Linked DNA regions of Homo sapiens: regions 1 and 2 are each linked to region 3. A link is a loop called in an ENCODE intact Hi-C map of the cell type or tissue named here. Cell type or tissue: heart right ventricle. All regions are shown on one strand.

What was found. Hi-C counts contacts between places; a loop is a spot of excess contacts. Peaks named below come from ENCODE experiments on the same cell type or tissue, not always from the same donor. Only the 100,000 strongest peaks of a DNase experiment are listed, where the experiment ranks them.
Region 1: it touches region 3 in a loop (4-fold over the local background); 19 of 110 quality-filtered maps call a loop at or near these places.
Region 2: it touches region 3 in a loop (6-fold over the local background); 95 of 110 quality-filtered maps call a loop at or near these places.

Annotation. Positions count from the first base shown.
Region 1 is chr9:95,021,906-95,029,905 of GRCh38, reverse strand. All of the region lies in intron 13 of AOPEP (aminopeptidase O (putative)), which reads right to left. Among named protein-coding and RNA genes, the nearest start is that of MIR6081, 39 kb to the left of the region's middle. RefSeq lists a silencer at 869-1,019 and an enhancer at 5,428-6,627. In heart right ventricle, CTCF peaks have their summits at 4,008, 5,306 and 5,511; DNase peaks (open chromatin) are centred at 3,986, 5,438 and 6,541; H3K4me3 peaks cover 1,861 bases; H3K27ac peaks cover 8,000 bases.
Region 2 is chr9:95,127,415-95,135,414 of GRCh38, reverse strand. It overlaps FANCC (FA complementation group C), which reads left to right. Exons shown (of 15, transcript NM_000136.3): 8 at 1-69. It also overlaps a transcript of AOPEP not described here. Among named protein-coding and RNA genes, the nearest start is that of MIR3074, 45 kb to the right of the region's middle. RefSeq lists an enhancer at 2,732-3,234 and silencers at 3,754-4,048, 5,194-5,488. In heart right ventricle, CTCF peaks have their summits at 3,879 (motif pointing right), 7,381 and 7,595 (motif pointing right); DNase peaks (open chromatin) are centred at 3,894 and 7,624; H3K4me3 peaks cover 671 bases.
Region 3 is chr9:94,779,547-94,787,546 of GRCh38, reverse strand. The region is part of intron 3 of AOPEP (aminopeptidase O (putative)); the gene reads right to left. Among named protein-coding and RNA genes, the nearest start is that of MIR2278, 26 kb to the left of the region's middle. In heart right ventricle, a CTCF peak has its summit at 4,320 (motif pointing left); DNase peaks (open chromatin) are centred at 4,316 and 6,686; H3K27ac peaks cover 4,561 bases.

The DNA of each region.
Region 1 (8,000 bases), 240 kb before region 3:
TCCCAGGGGGCCTCCCTACTTAGGAGTGCTGGGCACACCATCAGTAATGCCACCCATCTCCCAGGACAAGCACTACGAAAGAGAGGCCAGACTATCACCTGGATTTCATATTAACAGATTTGGTTATTATAAATTAAATTGAAATGAATTTCAACCTCCTTCCCTTGAGTAACTTTCCTTTTTAAATTCTCACCATGCCCCTGATAAGCTGCTGGAGAAGATGCTTACAAAACACTGAAATGCCCAAAATATAAATAACAAATGAAAGAAGGACAACAAATACTGGAAAACTTAGAAACTCCAATCAGTGCTGAAACAGGAGCTGCTAACACATGGCGTCTCTCAAATTCTGGGGGTGAAGGAGTGACTGGCATGGCACTGAATGGATGGCAGGTGTGAGGGCCCAGGAGGGTGACACGCAGCACACAAAAAAGAAACAGCACTTACACTTGAGGATCTCGAGTAACTTTACCCTACTGAGAAAACACAGGCTTTGGAAGGGGCCACACCGGTTTACAGGGCATGGCTCATCAGTAACACACGCAGACAAAAGGACAAAGGCCAGGAAAATTCAGACTGGTAGAATGATTTAATGTATGCATCTACACAATGCCCATAAGGAATTCAGTAATGTCCACCTGAGGCCTGCCAGCCTGATTGCCTCTCACCCTCACCTCTTCTCAGAAATGTGTGGCTGGTCTTCTGGCACCCCCAGTTTCCCCAAGAGAGTGCACGGTGACAGGAGATTTCATGTTGGTCACGGCAGCAAGTATAGAGGACCACATCCTAGGGAGTCCCAGGCAAGCCCCTGAGAGAATCAGTTTTCAGCAAACGAGGACAGCTCAATGCCACACAGCACCTGCCCACACAGCTACCTGGAAACTCTGCCCCATGTGCGTTCCTCACCAGCTGGCGCTGCCTTCCAGACACACTAGGCTAGTATCTCAGTAATATGGACCAAAACACTGCGGACATCTGGGGCCAATGGCTCTCGCGGAATTCTTGGATAACCTAACACAAATAATATACACAATTGGGCAGGGAAATTCTAATACAATGCTCTATCTATAATAGAAAGCAGAATTAAAGGAAAAGTGAGTTATAAAGCATTAATATGGACGTCAATATTTACAAGCTGATGCCTGAGTACCCAATTAAATACAACAGTGAAGCAATGGGCTGCCTGGAGAATCCCCACTAACACACAGCTGTTAATGCAAACTGAAGCAGCTGTGGCAGGTGGTCACTCAAACATCACAAATGCATTCTCACTGCAAAAGAGATTTTCTGAAATGGCAAGTAACTCTTGGAAAAATTCAACAAAATACAATCTTCCCAGATTTACCCTTCAGACTCATTCCCAGAAACCTGAGTCAATATTAAAACTGTGTACATAAAAGAATTTCTAAGCCCAAATATTAGACACCAGTTTTTCACCTGTACAGCTCTCCAGCTGGCACCTGAAGGCTGTGTGGGTAGTGACGTAATTCTCCAGTCTGCTGGAATGCACTGTGCACCACAGGCATAGTGCGCCTGGACTCCATACACCCACGGCCAAAGCACCCCGATCACAAAGCACCCACATCACTCCCACGAGGGTGATTCTGCCCTATGAGAACCGTTCCTTTATAACAAACTGCCACCACATGACAAAAGTGCCTCTGGAGGCCAAAATAATTGATGTAAATTGTGTTCAGTTGAGGTTGTTTATTCAGATATCAGACCCTAAGAAAATCATCTCTGTCACTATTTTCCTCCCATGAACTTCTGGCACTGGGCACCTGGGTGCTAGGTGTGAACTGGAATGCCTCTCATCTTTTCCTCTTGACAGACTGCATGCCCCGCTTCAGAATATTTGGACAAGCACAAATTTGAAAGATAAACAGGCCTGCAATGAGTGTTCTGAGGCTCATGATTCTGCTGAGACCCAAAGGGTGGTCCTGAACTTCACCCACGACGAGAGGGTTATTTCACCGGAATGCTCTGTCATGACTGATGATACGACTTATTTAGAAAAATAGGTTCACTTGATTTGCTCACTGCCAAAATTAAAAATACCTGCAAATTCTAGAATAAGCAAAAATAATGAGAAACTCTGGTCATTTGGACTTGAAAACGTAGTAACCCCTGCCATGTTCTAATGATGTGATAAAGTTTCCTGCACAACTTTTGCAAGGCTTTTGGAGATAGCCTAGATTCATACAGATACTGCTAGTTGCATTTTTAATAAAGAATCCTTAAAAGCTACCAAATTCTAACACCTAGAACTTCACTATTTAATTATTTAAAGCACCCCAAAACATGGCTCTACAGACACATGTGTGTCTTTTCTATATTAAAACAATGTGTATAATCAGAAATACAAACTGACAAACATTGGTTTGAGTAACAGAACTAAAAAAAAGAATTCAAAATACCAAAAACATCACTCCTCAAAGTAAATTTAATTTAGACAATATCACATACACACATCAACTCAATACTTTATATCAAGTCCACAAGAAAAAAACATAATTAAATGGAATGTGTTTAACTGTTGCATGCATGACTGGTGGTAGAACCTAGAGAGTAGGGAGGATAGGCATCAAAGACTACAAGTTTATTTATTTTATTATTCTATTTTATTTTATTATTTTTTGAGACAGGGTCTCACTCTGGCTCTGTCACCCACACTGGGGTATAGTGGTGTGGTCACAGCTCACTGCAGCCTTGAACTCCTGGGCTCAAGCGATCCTCCCACCTCAGCCTCCCAAGTAGCTGGAACCACAGGTGCATGCCACCGTATCCAGCTAACTTTTGTATTTTTTTATAGAGATGGGGTTTCGCCATGTTGCCCAGGCTGGTCTCGAACTCCTAGGTTCAAGCGATCCACCCGCCTCAGCTCCCAAAGTACTGGGATTACAAGCGTGAGCCACCACTCCCACCCTACAGTTTTAATTAACATGTGTTAACAATGCTTGAAAAACTGTAAATACCTTAAAATAGTTCCTAGCTTTCTTCTGTACCTAAGAATATAAAACAAGTCAACAGTTAAGGTTATATTCCTTATAGCTCATGGCAAAGATGTGGAGAAACTGGGACCCTTGTTCATCACTGGTGGGAAGGTAATGTGGTATAGCCACTTTGGAAAACAATCTAGGCTTCTTAAATCACTCCATTTACTCAACTGCTCATATAAATTTACTCAACTTACGTGACTCCTAGGTCATCTATCGGAGAGAGGTAAAAGCATATGTTCATTTAACAACTCATCTGTACTTACTGCAGCATTACTACAGCCCTAAACTGGAAATAACCCAAATGTGCATCAACTGGTGAACAGACAGATAAAATGTGGTGTAACCATAAAATGGAATACTGTCCAGGAATAAAGGGAACACAGCGATACACACTGCGACATGCATGCACCTCAATACGTTATGCTAAGTGAAAGAAAACAAACACGTAAGACCATGTATTATATGATTCCACTGATATGAAATGTCCAGAAACTGCAAATCTACAGAAACAAGAAGTAGATTTACAGGTTGCCTAGGGATGAGGAGAGGGGGAAATAGGCAGTGATTAGTGATGGATGCCAGGGGTTTCTCTGGGATGATGGAAATGTTTTAAAACTAGATTGTGGTGATGGTTGCACAACTTAGCTAACTTACTTAAAATCAGTGAATTGTTTATGGCACGTAAATTACGCCTTAAAGTTGTTAAAAACATATATATACACAGAAAGAACCTGTGCTGAAGCCCTGGGTAGCTATGAAGTGTTAAATCTATATTCCGGTTTTCTCTTACTTTCTTGACTTCAGAGTGGAAAAGATGACATCAGTCCATTAGCATTATGAGAATGCAGAATTTTGCTATTCAATTTCCTCTAAAGATAATAAAGGAACACGGGGGAGGGACGCATGCAGGGGAGCAAATAAATCTGCTCTTTCCTCATTACGGAGTTCAAACTGGGTCACAGCCCTATTAGGCTTAACCACTCGGAGCTTACTTATTACTGCTTGCTGCCGGCGGAGGCAGTGCTGGGGCCTGGGAACTGGCAGAGTCCAGTGATGATCATGACCACTGCCCTAGGAACACACGACTTTTAGAATGGGCTAACCCAAGCAAGACACCTAGGCTAAGCATAATGGGCACTCTGAACAATTAGGAAATGACACTACAGAAATTCTTATCTTTAGCTCATGTAACCTAAAACCTTACACAAGTCACTTACCTCCCAAACTTCAAAGTTATGTTTTATTTGTTAAAATCACTATCAACTTAATAATTATACAAAACGAAAATACCAATGTGGTAAGCAGGCAGCCCATGCCCAATAATCTAAGACGACCTTTCTTGCACCTTTTCTCCCAACTCCTGATGAATTAACTTTTGCCAAGTACCTACTAAACTCACTGCTTTGCTCAGTGGGGTCAGCTCTGGCAGCTAACCTACCAGCTCTGCTTTGCAGACTCATCAACAACTCTTGTCTGTCTGACAAGGCACTGAGCCGTATCCAGCACTGTTGCTGTGGACAAGGAAGTAGCAATGGGCCACGTCTGCAGTGGCTGTGGGCTGACAGTATCTGTTAACAGAAGGCTGGAAGGAGTAGGGGGACACCAGCATATGTAATGGCCTCTGCTGGGAAAATGGATCACGGGAGAAGGAAGAACAAGGACAAGCCAGAATTTCTGACCATCCAAAAGCCAGGACACCAAGACTGCCCCAGCCATAAGACCATGACACATGCACCAGGTGCAGCAGGTGAGCACTGTAGACCATCTTTTATTCCCTGTAGAAAAGCTATTGAGAATGGTTCTAGCATAAAGAAAAGACAAATATTTAAGTTGATTGAGATCCCAAATATAATGATTTGATTTTTATAAATTATATGATGGTACTAAATCACATGTACCCTAAAACTATGTATACCTATTATCCATCAATAACAAATAAATAAATATGAAGCTAATAAAGTAAAACAGTTCATTGGCCTAAGGGGAAAAAAAGGTTTTGAATAGGAAAGCAAAATAATAACAAGTATGATAAGAGGGCCAATCTGATAGAAATGGTTGGAATTATTTTTAGCTGAAGTCGATAGGATGAAAATCTAACCGTATGAAAAGTGAAATGCTGTGGAAGAGTAGAGGAAGCAGGAAATCGGAAACGCTATATTTATCCCCTCCCCTCCCACCATTCCCTTGAGTATTTCCTTTATTTTGAGAAGAAAGCAATAAAATTATTCTCCATACCAACATTCTCCCTCCTCTCAGAGACACTCTGGCAAACAAACCGGCCAAAGGCCTCATGGAACGTGGGGCCACACGCTCAGGCTCAGAGTACAAAACTACTGCCAGCTCTTGGGCAGTCGGTACTCACACAGGGGTCAGATACCATATCTAGAAACGGCTCTGGCCAATGACCAGGTGGCGTTTCCCTAGGCCTAGGAGATCCCTGGTCACTCTCAAGGCTGAGGGGAAGAACAGCACAGCCTGGAGAAAACAATGAGAATGCTCCCGAGGCCTCATGGAGGCAGTGCTGCCAGTGGCTGCTCACGAGCTTGTGGATGAACTGCTACTCTCTGTTGACAAAGGTAAGGATATTCCAACAAGGACACGGACTATGGAAAACAACTGGTGGCATTTTTCTCATGATTCATTCCTATCCTACGTTCTCTCTCATTCCTGACTCTCCATTTAAAATAAACTTCTCAAGGAAAAGCAGGGATCAGGTGGGGAAAAACAACAACCTGCCTGGATGATAGAGCCGGCTGGCTGATCTAACATTTGACATGAAAATTATCCGACATAAAACCATAATTTCTTTTCCCATAAAAAATTCAAGCATGCTCATAATTTACAGGGCATGTGGAGTTTCAGCCCTTAGCAATTAGGAAGCCAGTGTCGGTCCACTGAGCTTTATCCAATGACCCTTTTAACTACTTGAAAATGATGTCTGATTATCAAGTAATGTTATGGCTTACCTATAAAAACTTCTTTTCAAAAATATTGATCCTTGACTACATAAGCAAGGCCTTTCTGAGAAGCCTTTTTAAATCATGCATAACCCATTACTCATAGCTGGGACAAACACTGGACCCATTTCTTCTGTGACTAAGTGGGTTTCTGTTAGTCAGCGCTCAGGGAAACTTATTAACGATCCAGAGCCAATTCCACACAAGAATAATAGTTACTGCAAACTCAGACCTCTGTAGTTGCTGGGAGGCGGGGGTCAGGGGAGATCTCAACACTTGTTGTTGAAAGGTTTCTGGAATTCTTCAGTTGCTCAGGACACCAGCAAGCATTTTTTTGTGGATAACCAGACTTTTTGTAAATTGAGCTCACAAAGACCTCAACCAAAATCAATAAAACAGCTCTAGTGACTTCAACTAAAACTCCCTTTGGAGGAGCCGACTGGAAACTTCCAACTGAACCTGAGGCAGTATTTGACTAGGGCAGAGTGGCCCCATGGGGCAGCTTCCTGGGTCTGCCTGGGAGGCAGGCGTCCTCTGCACCTGTGGCTGGGACCCACTAGAGAAGTGACTGGGCTGCTTTCCCAGTCTTAATGCTGGGGACACTTCAGCTGGCCCACATCCGCCACGCTGATGTTCCAAACGTGCCCTCATCGTCATTCTTCCTGCAGCTACACTTCCTGGTCTCTCCTATCAGCTCTCAGGAACATCTTCTGTTCCCATAACACACCACAGATAACAAATGACTTTAAGTCTGAAAACAGTACTGGAAAAGCCCATTCCCCAGTAACATTAATTACTACTGTCTGTGACCCATGATGCAGGGGCAGCTCTGTGCAAAATGTTTTCCCGTGAAGTCTGTTTTGCAGATGAGGAAACTGAGACTTAGAGAAGCGAGTCGGTCCAGCGTGAAAAAGCCGGTGAGGGGCAAAAAGGTGGGATTTCAATCAGTTTGTCTGATCACAAACCCATGTCATTCCGGACTACAGCGGGGAGAAAGGTACCTTAAGATCTCAATTTAACCCTAATAGCACAGGTGACCCACAGCATCAGCTACAGCCATGGCCAAAGTTCTATGGAAAAATAAGTTAATGGAAACCACACATGTTCTGGGCAAGGGGGGAAATGTTTCCATCCACAACAGACAAACATTTTTCCTGCTAAGAAAACTACATCAAAAAACTTCTTGGGAAGTAAAACACTCTCAACAAACTATTTCTACTGAGCTATTGTTAAAACAGCTGCTTTATTTTGAGTGATTTCTAACATATTAAGATAGACAATAATGAACTGTCTTTAAAAAAAAACAAAATAGGCCAGACGCGGTGGCTTACGCCCGTAATCCCAGCACTTTGGGAGGCCAAGGCGGGCGGATCATGAGGTCAGGAAATCGAGGCCATCCTGGCTAACACGGTGAAACCCCATCTCTACTAAAAATACAAAAAAAATTAGCCAGGCATGGTGGCGGGCACCCGTAGTCCCAGCTACCCAGGAGGCTGAGGCAGGAGAATCGCTTGAACCCAAGAGGTGGAGGTTGCAGTGAACCAAGATCGCACCATTGCACTCCAGCCTGGCGACAGAGACCCCATCTCAAAAATAATAATATAAGGATGTATTCCCAAATATGCTGGCAACAGTTTTTCAGAGGAAAAAAACCCCACTAAGAATACCATAGAGGCACTTTCTGTTTTATTCTTAACCTTCATGTAAATGACATACCTCACCCTCTAGACACCTGGAACATCATTTTGAAGAGAAGGAATAACACTGAAGTCCACACGTTTATAATATGCCTCCTCTCTTTCTCTGTAACAGTGTATGATCTCAAAACAGGTTTGATACAAAGAAAAACAAAAAGCTGAGACAAAATCTACAACAATCACTTGCGACTACTCTCTTCTCCCCTCCCATTGAATAATCTGAACCAAGAGCAAGAGTCCTGTAGCAGTGTCTGATTTCTTCTCTTCTATGACCTTGAACTCCATCAGGGGTTCCCAAGAAAGTGAAAATGCGGTTAAGCAAATCTAAACAGAAATAGTCCTTCTTC
Region 2 (8,000 bases), 350 kb before region 3:
GAAAAGCTAATCTCCAGTGAGAGAAATTGTCTGAGAAGGATCGAATGCTTTATAAAAGATTCATCGCTGGTACGTACTGGGTTTTGATGAAGGGAAAAATCCTTGAAGGAGATGCTTGGAATCATTTCTTTTAGTCAGAGAATGAAAGGGGGGGATGTAAACAAAAGAGCAATTGGAACCTTTATATATAATCGTGTATTTACATTTTATTTTTGAAATCACTAACATAGGGGGCTTTTCTGCATCCTTGGAGCATGCAGGGAGAGATCTGAGGTTTACTTGATTGATATGCCGTATATCACATGTTCACAAGAATTGACATTTGCACAACAGACTTTTTAAAAACAGTATTTCTTATTTCAGCATGGAAAATAAGTTTTTGGAAATGAACATATGGGTAAGAGGAAGAATCAATTAAAAACATTCAAAAAATAAACTTGTAGCTCTTCACTAGAGGAAAGATGAAATAAGAGACACAAAACCCCAGAAAAATGGTTAAAGCAGCAGAACCAGCTAAGACTTCTGTAAGTTTTCTTTTGGTGTGAGGCCACCTGCCTTCACCCTCCCCTGCGCGGTGGCGCCTGGCTCCCTTCCCGCTCAGGACTGTGCAGCTGGGGACTCCAGCCCACGTGGACATCCACCTCCTGGCCCAGTGTCTGGCACCCTGGGCTCTCAGTGGCCCTCGCCACCACTGACTCGCCAGTCATATTCCTTTGTGGGAGGCAGCTCTGTGGGATTGGAGCACATTTTGTAAGGACAGGAATAAAGACCAAGGCACCCTGAAAAAATGATTCAGAAACCTGCAGGTGCCATGGTCCCGCAGCCTCTGTCTTCCAGGAGCTCCAGTGAACTCTGCCCTTTTTCCCTTTAGCTTTCGTAATCTGCAGGGATGTGGCACAGAGATTGCCTTCCACTTCTTCCTGCTTCCTGCAAGTGGAGAAAGTGAGTTCCAAGAGCCACAGTGAACGGTCCGGTCTTTAGTTAGTGGCCGGGACACTGGGAAGGAGGGAGTGTTCACCCTCGCCCTTGAGCTGAGACTGAGGAAGTCCCTGAGGTTGGCTGTGCCCACTTTTCCTGAGCTCATAGAACCCCTACCTCCTAGAGGCCTTCAACTTGTTTAGTTCAGTTGGGACTTCTGTGTTCTTTCTTTCTCTTTCTAGTTGGAGACTGTCTAAGGGAATCCTAATGGAATCAGTTGCCTTCCTCCGCGATCCCGTTTCTCCCCTTGTTTCATGGCCCCTTTCACCCTTCCCCTTGGCCTCCCAGGGCGATGTGCATAGGGTTGCAGGTGCTGACAGCCACGCTGCTCTCACCTGTACCTCAGGCTGCACACACGGATCCCACCTGACTTGAAAGTTTACCACGATAGAAGAGAAAGGAAGACGTGTATATTAAGACTGAGAGAGCCCAAACAGATTTCTTAAGGATAATTACTACCTAACCTTACCATCCGGAAGAGTCATATATTAAGGCAAGAAATAGGAATGCACCTTATTTTAAAATGGTTGCAGTACAATTCAAAATAAATCATGACTTTCAGAAGCCCTCTGACAGCCCATTCCTGGTGATTCAAGGTCATAAATTACCTTTATTGTCTGCTAAATCTATTACTAACTTACATGTGCATACTAGGATTTCAGTTTCTCTGGTCCCTTTTCAGTGGCAAAATGATAGTAACTGGGCTATATGCTTGCTTCCAGGGTGCTTATGACATTTTCCTTAAGTCTTCTCCCTATTGAAAAATTCTAGTCCCATTGCCTTTTTTCCAGCCTTTCCTTAATCCTTGGATTCTTCCCTGAACCTTCTCCATGTCCTTTTTGCCTGTGGCCCTCATGCCTGAGCAGCACTGTGGTGAGCACAGCAGATGCAAGACAGAGAACGCAGGCCGTCCCATTGCACATAACTGTATAATGCTCAGTCTCCAGTTTGTAGTTTACAGTAATCTCCCACGAGTCACACAGCTTTGAAGTCAGTTGACTTACAAAAGCTTTTATCGGGATCATGTGTGCAGAAATTCAGAGCTTCCATTATGGCTAAAGGGGGATTCTAGAGGGTGTTATTTGGTTTAATTTATTGTGGCATTGGCAGGATGTGACCTCTCTGTGCCTCATGGTTCAAGGACGTAATTACAATACAGACGATGGCTGGAAGCCCCTGATTGGTGTGGGCTGTTCTCCTCAGCATCCTGGGCCTGCAGTGCCAGAAAGCCAGGCAGGCCGCAATAGGCCTGTGACGTGGCTAAGTGATTGCAGGGGTAACCTGAAGAGCCTGCTTCCTAATTGCATCATCTGATTCATTTATCGCAGTGCAGTATCTTGGTGCAGTGACAGGACTGTACAGAAGTATCAGAGAGATCTCTAAGACTCAGATAGCACGAGACTGCTGCGCTGTGCTCCAGAGGAAACCTGATGCCTATTACATTAGAGTTGGATTCTGAGAGTAATTAAAGTGTGATGGTCTACATAACTTGTGTTTTATATAGAGCACTGTTAATTATATTTCTCTCTCTTGGGACTATGCAGAATGAGTCCTGGAAATTCTATAGTTACCAAAATGTAACAAAAACAAAAGATAAAAGTGTGGTACAGGTTGTACAAAGTGAAATGACCTTCCCAAATGTTCTTTGGCCTCTTGGACTCGCAGGTCTGATATTTTCCATTAAGACCATGAATAATGAGGGATTAGTCTCTTATTACCTGAGTTCCAAATGACTATGTATGTATTTAACATCTAAAATAAAAGAAAAGTTTTCAAAACCCGTTCACTTTTGAGGCTTCCCCTTTGGCTTCCGTGCGGTGGACTGGACTGCTGTCGAGTCATGCTGTCTGCCACGGTTGGTAGCTCCTACATCAAGTGAGGTATTAGCCCTAGATTGTCATTTACTGTACAGACTGAAACTTTTCAAAAGCAGATGGTCTTGTGTTTTCCTTGACAGCATGGGCACGGGAAGACCATAATCCATAGCTTCAGACCTGACCTTAAAAACCGATGTCACCGACAGCAGTGAAAGCCACTTGTTAATTATGCAGCCTTCTTGGCATTGTTCGGTTTCCCAAGGCTGGCCCCAAATTAGAAGGATGTTATGTTTTCCAGTTACAATTTTGTTTGTGGAGCCCAGAAAGCTATTCTTTGGATTCCACATTGGAATGAAAAGTGTCTGCAGGGTGTCAGGGTGGCACTGTGCTTGGCTGGCAAGCTGCATGCCAGGGCCGGAAGGTACCCGATTCTCATGCCCTCCCATTTGCTGGCAGAGCCCGCCCGCAGCTGGGTCCAGAGGAGCTAGCCTCACCTTCCCAGGCAGACTTGTCCCCAAAAGAAAGGAGCAGAGGAGGCGCCCAGGAGGCAGAGTTGTTTCTGCTAAGATTTGATATCAGAATATGCTTCATTTTCTCTCCTACCTAAAAATCTTTATGGCTTAATTCAAAAGATTACTTTATCTAATAAGAACTTAAGAATAAAAAGCATCTAGATACCTCAGTATCCTCCTCAATATGGGATAGGTTGTGTTTTTTTCCCTCATTCTCCAGGTAGCAATTGTAGCACTTCAGAAAGAAAAAGAAACTTCCTTTACACAGACTCCCAGTATGCAGCTCCTCCTTGGTAAAATATTGTGCTGAAGAGTTCACTCTACATCCTGGGTGATATTGTCAGTTTGCTGTGCTTAAGTAGCTTTTCACTAACATGCCAGGGTTTTCTTTTCCTGCTTTTTCAGTCTTTTCGGCACTTCCTTTTGAGCTCTTTAATGTGGTGCATGTAATTGAACAAGAGCTGAAGTAGATAATTTAGCAGTAGTCCAGTAGTGCTGGCTGATGTGTATGGCTAAAAGCTGGGAGGTTCTGCATCTTGGACTGGAGTTGCACTTTCCAGAATTAGCCTCAGGGGGGCACCAGATCCTCCAGCATAGTCTCTGTGAAGAAAGAGGCCCACGTTGCGAGTTTCCTTGCAATGGAATTGCAGTTGGGGATGCAGACCTTGTGGCCAGAGATGAAGGGAGAGAGGGAAAAACCCAAAAACAAAGCAGGGGTGGACGTAGGGGTCATTGCCACTCAGGCTGAGCTGTGAAGCAGCAGGGGGCTGAGGAGCTTTCTTCCAGCTTGGGCTACCCGGGCTAATTGGATAGAGGCCACTGGGCAAGGCTAGAAGGACTTCAGGCAGGGGAGGGGGTGCTGGGGATCCTCTGTGTCCAAACACAGAGAAGAGCACATGTAAATTTAAGACGCAAAAGTACATTTGGTACTTGTTAAGTTCTTAAGCCCAGGAATGACAGATTTATCACTAATTAAACAATAATTGCATTATGGAGTACTGAAAAAATTGTTTGTGTATAAACAACATCTGGTAAAGATTAAAAAGAAAGAATAATTTTTCCGAGCTCAAATTTGTTAAAAGGAACCTGAATGTTTTAAAACAAAATAGATCTGAAAATGTAAAAGGGATATTTAGAGTCTTATGTTTAGTATTTTGAAAATAGAAAAGAAGCAAATGGCATAATAAAAAATACATATTTATAAAGGTGCCTCATTGTACATGATAGATGTGAAGGTTTTGTATAAATAGGTTTTTCTCAAGCCAAATCATTTTTCACTTCAATAGAGGAGTTCACTGGTGAAATGACTCTTATGGAGAATCTTCTTTTTAAGAAGAAAGGTATTTTGTAGTGAATATGCACATATTAACAACAAGGGCTTCCCACTGTGGAGAGAACAGTGGCTCGGAAACAGCTACACGGTGGGACGGGATTGTCCGGCTGCTGGGTAAACTGGAGGGGAAGCTGCCCATCAGCTGATTCTTTAAATGACCCATTTCCTAAGTAAATATTTAAGCTACATGCAAGTACATGAAAATACCAGGAAAGAATCTATTCCAGGCTTAATGAACTTCAGCTTCTCTGTCATCTGCTATTTCCTTCTTTATTTTTAAGGCGAATATATCTATGAAAGGTGATAGATGGAAAGCACTTGATAATTTTTTCTGTTCCTTCACTGCCTTTTTATTTTTTCTAAAAGGGATTTGCTTTTGTCTGTGAGTTACCTTAAATCATAGTATAATTTCCCTTTTTGGTTTGTTTTCTGTCCCTCTCCTTTTCCCTATTCTCTCTCTCTCTCTCTCTCTCTCACACACACACACACACAGAATCAGCAAATGACAGAAAGAAATGCTTCTTCCTGAGAATTCTGTTCTTCTTGTTCTCAGGCCTCTTTCAAGTGGCAAGTGGCTTGTAATAATCATTGGTGAGTTGGTATGAAAATAACAGCTTAAGTAAACATCAAGGACCGGGCACAAGAGCCTGTGTAATTTGCACAGTTCATGGTGCAGAGTGACAAGTTGGCCTCTCCCTTGCCTCTCTTCCAAAACAGGCACTGAGACCATGGTTATTGTGTGTTGATTCCATGTTGACTTTGTCTTCCCTTGTGTTTTGAGGGATGAAGATGGGCTTTCTTTCTAGGTGGAGGGGAGATAAACAATGCAATTCTGGGTAGCCATGAGGGGAGATCAGAGGGAAAGCTCTTGTTAGCCCAAGGGGATGCACACCCAGCAGAACAATCGGGTCTATACAAGAGGGAGGGCAGAACCCAGAGCTCTCCATCTTCGCTCCCTAGTCATCCTGGGCATTCAGTGAAAAGCCTGAGGGGGGAGATAAGGAGGGAAGGACAAGACTCATGTTATTGAAGACCTCCTGCTGACATAGCTCCCCTCGAGTTGAAATGATCTGCCTGTGGAAATTGTTAGGCCAGATGGAGAAGAGAGAGCTTGAGAAGGAACAGATTTTGGTAGGATGGAGAAAAACAAACAGATGGAAACCACAAAAGGTTTATTTTATTTCCCCGCTTTTATAGAAAAGATAATGGCCGCAGTCATGGGGCTTCAGAGCCCTGGCTTGCAGCGTGACCTCTGGTGTGTTACCGGAGTGCCCCACCTTACAAATAAAACAGGATCAGAGGTTAGATGCCTGCGTCATCACTCATGAAGATGCTACAGAGATTTAGGGGGGAAGATACGGCTTCCAAAGAAGCGTGTATTAAAACCTTAATTCTATTTGGAAGATTATCTTGATAAGAAAAGCAGCTTAAGATTGCTTTTGTGATTTGATGTCGCTGGGACATATGCCTGACCTGTAGTACTCTAGTCCTCATGAGGGGACTCACTGACCCTGAAATTATGTGCTCAAAAAGTATAAAGAGTGTCATTTTAAAAGCCATCGGTGAGGGGTGCAGATGAGAAGGAGCAGTTCACAGCTGTAGGGGTAGCAAGGGAGACTGGTTTTCTTTTTTTTCAGTGAGGTCAGGAGATCGAGACCATCCTGGCCAACACGGTGAAACCCCATCTCTACTAAAAATACAAAAATTAGCCAGGTGTGGTGGCACGTGCCTGTAATCCCAGCTACTCAGGAGGCTAAGGCAGGAGAATCTTTTGAACCCAGGAGTTGGAGGTTGCAGTGAGCCAAGATCACCACTGCACTCCAGCCTGGCAACAGAATGAGACCCTGTCTCAAAAAAAAAAAAAAGGAGACTGGTTTTCAAATCAAAATCTCTGCCGTTGCTGTTTCTGCAGGTTCCCCTGCCTCCTGGCCTCTTACCTGTTTTAAAAGCTAAAATGGGTTGTGGAAGCAGGCTGAGAGTAGCCAAGGGTCTGAAATATTTGGAAAGAAAGAAATCTAAGAGGAGAGTCCATCTGTATGGGGAAGAACAAGCAGATTCCACACAGCCAGCAGGCATTTAAAACATTGGATTGAGCGATTTTGCTAGAAAACAGCGCACAGAAGAGGAGCAGATCTAAGCTCTCACTCTCTTCTAACAAACTGAGTAAGAGCTGTCTTCCTTGCTCCCCCAGTGGTTTTCATAGTAGCCCTAATCTACATCTGATCATCATTTTCTTTGCTGTTTGGAAATCCCTATAATTAGTATTGAATGATTCTCTACTAGCATCAAACCTATAGAATGGCTCTGGGATAGTTTGACCATTTAGAAAAAAGAAATTTAATTTTACCATTTTCAAGTTTCATCTTACTTTCTATCAACGCATTTCCAAGCTCTTATCTGTCTGCCTGTGGGCACATAACAGTGCTATTTGATCTTAAACACTCTTATTCAATAGGCATGTTGTTGTACAAACTTTGAAAATTGCTCTGGCAAACTTAGATGAATCACATTTCTTCAAGACATACGGTTGCTTTTCCCTTGTTTTATTTTTTCATTATGAATACATAGAAACTTTTATATTTTCCGTGCTTATATCCGGTGACCTCTTAATAACTTTTATTATTTACAGTGAGACTGGGCATCAGGAGATTAACTGACATGCCTAAGTTCGAAGCCACGAAATAACCTGCCTCTCCTCTCTTGAACGGTGGTCCTGCCAAATTATTTTCTTGCATAGATAATGAATTTATCTGTAAGAATATCAAGTTGGTTCCTTTTAGATAAAAATGCACATCAGTGAAGGATGAGGGAGCATAGATTATTTAAAGAGTAGGACATTTTAACTTGCAAATTAGAAATCTTGAAATAATTAAAAGGAGATTTATCCTGTCCTGAAAAAGTGGCAGAGCTCCTGCCTGGAGCCCGGCGGGTCCAGCAGTGCTGACCAGTGGACGCTAGATGGCGCGGGCTCAATGTCATCGGGGAGGCCGCGAGGAGGCGCGGTCCTGCCTCAGTGTGATCCAGGGCACGGCCGGAGCAGAGCGCCTCCTTTTTTCTTGCCGACGGGGGCCTGTGAACAGTGTTTCCCAAAGCTAGTCATATCAAATGCACTCTGACTTGAATTTCCAATAGCGCCTGATCCACTAACATGTGAATGCTGCTGTGAAGCAGGGGTCCCCGCCCCCTGGGCGCACAGCGGAGAGGAGCCCCTAGCCTTCCCGCCCGCACCTGCCCCTGTCAGAGCCCCGCGCTTCGCTTCCCACGGAACCAGAGCCCCATCCTGACTGCGCATGCCTGGAATCGGGTTGTCCTCTGATGATCTGAGGAGCAACCGTTTCATCCCAAAACCATCTCCCCCTC
Region 3 (8,000 bases):
TCTCCCTACATTTGCGTTGAATTTTTGACCTGATTTTCTTGCTGCCTGTCTGGTTCTTGTACCATCCACGTAGTCCATGGGCAAGATGATACTTGTGGAAACAGCAGAAACTGAAACTTACTTCCAAGAGAAAACACTGCTAATGGAGTAGAGGTATTTGTTAGATCCCTGCACAAGGTCAATAGAAATCCACGTAGAGCGCCCAATCCCATCACAACCCAGCACCTTCATCAGCATGTCTGCACTCTCAAGGTGACATGGGGAAGACACCGGAAGTCACAGCAGGATGTGGCAGGGGAGAGAAATGGAGATTAGCAATTAAAAAGTCAGAAACCGTAAATGACCCAGAGTTTGAGAGTGAGATAGCAATAGTGGTAACAGAACCTGAGGTGAGTCCAATAAAAATATGTTAAAACTGTCATTGTTTCCTCACAGTCTTCTCTGAAGTTCAATAATGGAAATAAAATAATTGGTTTTTAAATATCACACAAATTCATACTTTAAGTGCTCAAGATGATTTCCTCCTATACAGCGCGCAAGTTTTTTTTTATTTTCTTAGATTCCTAAAGTTCCTCTACTTAGTAGAGCTCATTTGGAATCAACTGTTTCAGACTTCAAGCTTTTAAAAGCAAAAAGGTTTCTTGGCTACCAAGTGACAGTCAAATCGGGGCAGATCAATTGGCTGGGCCAAATAAGAACCAGCCAGAAACCCAATTCCTTGTCAAACTCTTCTCAGAAGCTTCTCACTAGAGTCTGGCCCTGGGCTTCTTGCCTGGATCCTGGTTGAATGCTGGAGCCAGCGCTGAGATCATGGAGCGCTGCTAGTGCTCTGGAGAAGATTTTCATTAGTTCCCTGCTATGAGGATGTTTCTAGTATCCTCATTTGATAGAAAAGTCTCTTTTGAGTTGTCTCTTCATGGATTATTCCAATGAGCCCAATCTTACATGAAGACTGCCCACTGCCACAGGGAACAACACCTAACCTTATCTTCCAATCAGCCTACAAAAATTGCAAAGAATAAGGTGGAAATACTGCCCCAGAAAGCAGAGCATGCATTCCCAAAACAAAGATAAATAATTTCAGGATTGTCTATTGTTTGGAATAAGCCTACCTTGCAAGAGAATTAATGAGAGTTTATTGCTTTTGGATATGTCCATTCATTGAGTTCCACCTCTGGAATCTGACAGCTAGGGTTCAATTCCCTGCTCTGCATTTACCAGTTTGGGCACATCACTTAATTTCTCTAATGCATCAGTTTCCTCATGTATAACAAGAGAATTATCATAGTATCTTGCTGTGAGGATTAAGTTAGGATTAAATTAGATAATCTATAGAGTGATCACTAGGCATAATAATTGGCACAAAGTAAGTGTTCAAGAAACATTAGGTGCTGTCATCATCTGTTGTTGTTGTAGTCTTCATCTGCAAGCTCTCATCTTTACAGCTGTCTACCCTTGATGCTCACTCAGGCTAATTTTCTGAAGGCAAAGGCAAAGAATGCTGAAGGTATGGCTGCCACATGTGTACTGAAAACCGCGACCTGATGAGGCCCACATATGGAGTTCAAGGTTGAATGGCATTAAAACACAGTCCACACAAAGCGATCCATTTAAAGGAGAATGACAGCCTAAAGGGGGCATCCTGTATGACTTCATATAGAATGGGCCATTTGGAGACTATTTAAATGGTGTTTACTTTAAATGAGCCATCCTTGATGAAACAGACAGTGAATGCCTTCATTTTCCTTTTGATTCAATCCACTTGCACTAGACTCCCTTTGCTACACCAGCTGCAAAACAAAGAGAACACACTGTACTTGAATTAACCCAGAGTTTTTCCTCTGCAGAGGCCAGAAACCCCTCACACCACTGGATGATTTCACAGCCAGGTCGGGATTCATTAGCAAGACTAACAGAGAGGGTTGGTAGGAAGGGATGCAGAGGAAACAGCACTCCTTAACTTCAGGCACAAGCCGCCACCCAGCTTGCCCTTCTTTCTGGGCAGATTCTGTAAAGCTGGACTTCTGACCTCCTCAGAAAGAGACCAGAGTTCTCTAACGCCCCTACATCACTTTCTCCTATTGGACTGTATTTAGGGGGAAAAACTCTCATACTTCAGTTGTCTCACTAGTAAGATACATGTATCGTATGACGTATTGACAATAACAGCTGTTACAAGACCCAAATAGACATTTTCATCTCCACAACAGGACTGAAATTTTCCTTAGATGACTGTGCTTTTTGCAGCTATAACAGAACTTGAAATGGATCAATTTTCAAATCACAAGAGGCAGTTTAAAATTTAGTTTTTGGGCCGGGCGCAGTGGCTCACGCCTATAATCCCAGCACTTTGGGAGGCCGAGGCGGGTGGATCACCTGAGATCGGGAGTTTGAGACCAGCCTGGCCAACATAGCGGAAACCTCATCTCTACTAAAACTACAAAATTAGCCGGGCATAGTGGCACATGCCTGTAATCCCAGCTACTCAGGAGGCTGAGGCTGGAGAATCACTTGAACCCCGGGAGGCGGAGTTTGCAGTGTGCTGAGATCGTGCCATTGCACTTCAGCCTGGGCAACAAGAGCTAAACTCCGTCTCAAAATAAAATAAAATAAAATAAAATATAGTTCTGGGCCAGGCACAGTGACTCACGCCGGTAATCCCAGCACTTTGGGAGGCCAAGGCGAGAGGATCACCTGAGGTCCAGAGTTCAAGACCAGCCTGGCCAACATGGGTGAAACCCTGACTCTACTAAAAATACAAAAATTAGCCAGGCGTGGTGGTGGGCACCTGTAATCCTAGCTACTCAGGAGGCTGAAGCAGGAGAATCACTTGAACCCAAGAGGCAGAGGTTGCAGTGGGCCAAGATTGCACCACTGTACTCCAGCCTGGGCGACAGAGTGAAACTCCATCTCCAAAATAAAAATAAAAATAAATAAAATTTAATTTTGAAAATAAGTATCATAACTAAAGAGTGTTAAAACAGTTATCTTAATTATTTTTTCAATGACTTCTAAAAACTGTCCTGTGAATAGTTTTGAAGATTCTATTTTCCACAGGAGGAAGAATAATTCTCAGTGAAGAGGGAAAAAGGAAGAACATGAAGGAGTAGTCAGTTCATGAGAGGAGAGAGAACTTTTTATACTAAACCTGTGAGAAACTTAGCTGAGATAATCATTTTTCATAAAAAATTTTAAGAGAAGAAAAATCAAGATACGGTAGTCATTTTTACACATCAGTCATGCCTACCAATAGTAAATTAAATAAGAAATTTATGAAAAGTCAGTGTCCTATTAGTAGGTGAGTCTTGGATAAACTCACTTAATATAATTAAAAGCACAGCTATAACCACACACACATAACCACTCTGCTTGTGCAGAGGCTAAGTTAGATCATAGCTCTGCCAAGTTAAGCATCTCATGGAACTTCTCATATTAAAGAGTTATTGTTTTCACTGCAAATTAAAACAGGCACTTAAATTCTTCCTATGAAAACCATCCATTTTACTTTTTCAACCTCTCCACTATAGGTTAGACAAACAGCATGAAGCATTCGGAAATATCAAATTGATACGTGCTTTTATTTAACATATAATCTTTCTTTCCTCAATCCTTCAGTAGCCCCTGCTACTTTGCTACCTCAAAATTGTTTCTTTCTCTAACCACAATTCCTTATTTCAGCAATTCCTATCCAAACTATTATATATGTTATGATTACTTTGGAACATCTTTGTATCACAAATTAAAGATGCCTAACAATGTTTACAGGAATATGTATATTCAGAAACATGTACACTTATAAGTGTATACAGACATACTATAGAGAATGTATATATCATATATTTTAAATATATAATATACATACATCTGTACAATAAATATAATACATTCACGAAAAGGAGAGAGAGCTCCCCATTTTGGCTGCTCTTCCCCTCCTGGCCTCCTTCTCCACTGCTTGGGTCTTTCAGCAAACTAGCTTTCTGTCAGGACTTTGCAGATGCCGCGTCTACACCTTCCAGTTTTCTAAGTGAGTGCCACCCTCGTGAATACCCATAGCGTGACTGTCTCTTGTTAGTTCTTCTCCGCAGTTGCTCAAGGGTTGTAACTGGCACCAGAACAAACGAGACAGTAAGACGCCCTGGGCACCAGCATTGCCTAACCAGGGCAATGTGCCAGGTCAGGCCACCACTTTGCAAGCACTGATGCTACCCAGCAAGGCTTCGGTTTTCCTTGCCTGCAACATGGTACCGCCTCAGGCACAGGAGAGGCAAGAGAGAATGACCTTCAAGATCATTCTTGTGAACTAGGTAAAAGAGCGCCATCTGCTGAACACAAGCGCCTCTATAGGTTTTCCTTGTTGGCTAACGGGATACCTAAAGGAATATGCCCCACCAGGCTTGTTATTCAAGTCTCACCGGCCACTCTGACCTTCAATGCAGGTGACCCAGTTCCCCTTAAGCTGGATCAGCTAACTGGACACCAAATCATACTGCTCCAGGTGGTCACAGGTAAACTTGAGTGCTTTACTCACATGGAACATTCATGAATGTCAAGTCCAAGACAAAAATCCACAGCAATGAGAACTGGTATATACATGCCTGCCAGAATCATCAATGTCTGAAAGAAACCATGATGACTTTCACATATGTCGTGTACAGTAAGCGCAGTGCCAGGAGGGTAAGCAAGAACTAGTCAACAACAAATCACAAAACAAAAGAATTAACTGACACAGATTTAGAAATTACTGGCTCACCGGCATCTTTCTAATGGGAAAAGATTAATACGTTTACCCTTAAAAACATAGGAATGTATGTGTACTGGCGTGGAATAAAGTTTCCCTAGTTCTAGAAACAAGGAGCTTTCTCTACTTTGCATTCTTTCTTTGTGAGGAAAATACTTAATCATAACCATTCCTAAATGCCTCTTAATTTACCATTTCCTCATACGTAATTCCTGGTTGCATACTATGGGAGCAGTCTAAATAGTACTGCTCATTTGAAAAGTTGGCTTTCAGTTGCACACAGGAGGGTCTGGACTCTCAGATCTTGGCTTTTTCCTGGAATTTCCCACACAAAGTCAAAAGAAAGAGAATGTCAGAGAGCTAGTCTATTGGGCAGGCCAGAGAGTAGCATTTTGCCCAGAATGAAGTAATGTCTACAGTCTTACTTTTGCACTAAAAAATGAAATCAGATCCTATGCAAGGGCACATGTAGTTTTTAACACCTTTCACTTGTTCATATGCTTTTTCTCCTTCATCTGGAAGGAGCTTCCATTAGGCAGTCTTCTTCATTTACTTGAGGCTTCCCACAAAAAACAGAAGCAGAGTATTTTCTTTTTCTTTTTTTGTTTCTTTTTTTTTTGAGACGGAGTCTCACTCTGTCGCCCAGGCTGGAGTGCAGTGGCACGATCTTGGCTCACTGCAACCTCCGCCTCCCGGGTTCAAGCAATTCTCCTGCCTCAGCCCAAGTAGCTGGGATTACACGCGCCTGCCACCACGCCCGGCTAATTTTTTTTGTATTTTTAGTAGAGACGGCATTTCACTGTGTTAGGCAGGATGGTCTCGATCTCCTGACCTCGTGATCCGCCCGCCTCGGCCTCCCAAAGTGCTGGGATTACAGGTGTGAGCCATGGCACCCAGCCCTCAGAGTATTTTATTTTTCTAGGAAGCAGGGATATACTAAATTAGACTCTATAAAAATAAAACTTTCACGCCTATAATCCCAGCACTTTGGGAGGCCAAGGCGGGCGGATCACAAGATCACGAGATAGAGACCATCCTGGCTAACACGGTGAAACCCCGTCTCTGCTAAAAATACAAAAAATTAGCCAGGCGTGGTGGCGGGTGCCTGTAGTCCCAGCTACTCGGGAGGCTGAGGCAGGAGAATGGCGTAAACCTGGGAGGCAGAGCTTGCAGTGAGCGGAGATCGTGCCACTGCACTCCAGCCTGGGCGACAGAATGAGACTCTGTCTCAAAAAAATTAATTAATTAAAAAAAAAAAAAACTAAACAAAAAATTACTAGAAGAAAATAATAATGTACTAAACCAATTCTTTTTAAAATTTATTGAGGCTGGAAAAAAGGCATAAACTGTAATTAAGCAACAAAAGCAAAAGAAATGACCCTGAAGTCGATTTTGTTACTATCACTAGTAGTTTTAAATGTTTCTTCCATGAACATACTACTTCTGCCTGATTATAAAGAACACATTTATTCCACAAATGCATATTGGGCACTTATTCTATACAAGGCACTGTATTAGGCATTGGGTCTCTGCGCTCAATAGTTTAGCTATATTTTGGTAGAGAATATAGGCCAACAATAAGCCACAGGATAACATCTCTGTCTGCCCAAATCACATTATGCTGAGGAAGTTTAATAATAAAGGAGAATAATAAAAGAGCCAAGCAAGTTAATCTAAATCTATGGCCTTGTCTTAGCCTTCTTTAAAAAAAAAAAAAGAATAACAACTGCTCAGCTAATAGAATTCTTACAATGGTCATCACCCTACATCCAAACCATTACCCTTCATTTTAAAAACAGTTAGGAGAAATGATTTCCCTTATGAAGCAAGGACCCAGAGATCTGTCTTCTGATTTCTGTTCCCTGCCCAAGGGCTGCTGTCATTTCTGTTGCTGTTATCTGCTCCCAGGTGCCTTGCTTCTGTGGAAAAATCAGCTGGTGCCCGGGAAATGTGCTAATCAGGCCTATGTGTCACTGTGATGGAAACTGTGACTTGCTGGGTCGCGCTTTGCCAGTCATGTTTTCAAAGATAGCTCATCGTTTTAAAGGGCATTCTGCACAACAGAGTAGAGGTCCTATGAGACCAATCTGCCAATCGAGAAAACATGACTTAGAAAGGAAATAGCATCATCTTGTATCCACATCCCCTTTCTCTAAGGAGTGCAGATACATTTGTAGACATTATTCCATCCTCAGAACAGCCATTTTGGTTCTGGCAAACAGCTTTATTAGTACTGTTTCCTGATTGTCCTCTGATAAACCCTGTCTGTGGGAGGAATTGCAGTATTAAGCATAGAGTTCTTTTATCTTGTCTAGCTTAATTCTCCCTCAGCTTGAACTGGCAAAGATTGTTCTGTGATATCATATAAGGTGTAAGTGGTGTGAACGTAAGTAAATCTCAATAAGCATCTATTTTATTACTCTGTCCTCAACTGGAATTTGGGGAAAAAAAAAGGTCCACAGATATATTCCTGGGGTTATAAAAGTTTTTCATATTTAAAGTTAATTCTCAATTTTTTGATAATAATCTTCAAATAGATACACAACAACAGACAGACAGATGAATATGACAGAGGTCAGAAAACTTTTTTCTGTAAAAGACCAGGTAACAAATATTTTAGGCTTTGCAGGACCTTGTTGCCAATACTCAACTCTGCTGTTGTAACATGAAGGCAGTCAAAGACAATGGCCATGATCCAATAAAACTTTATTTACAAAAACAGGCAGTGGACTAGATTTAGCCAGCAGGCCATAGTTTTCTGACCCCTAAAATCATCCAGATGTGAGTACTGCCAAATGATTTCAGAGTTCCCATCTGTATTAGTGTATATGATTGCATGGGGACGTGTAGGACTGCGATAATTATCAAGAGATAATGAGAAAAGAACATAAGGATGATGCTTTTGGCTGAGTAAAGGCCAAACGATATCACAGCATGCTGTGTAAACAAAAGTTTACAGGGAGATGAAAGACAAGTGGTGGAGAACTGGATTATTTTGTGGCTCAGGGTAGAACAGGTGTTCAGTCTCAAAAGAAACTGCATGGAGCCGTCAGCACCATATTCATATTGTAAGGGGCAATTTCATCTCAGCAAAATATTAATATTTATATTCAATTTATATTTATATATTTATATCAATATAAAATTCAAATTATAAATTATAAATTTGAATTTTATTGATTTGCTAGTTTGATCTGCATTTCATTTATAATTTTATTTTGGCTTTACGGATGTGTAAGAGTTGTAAGAACACAGAGTTCAT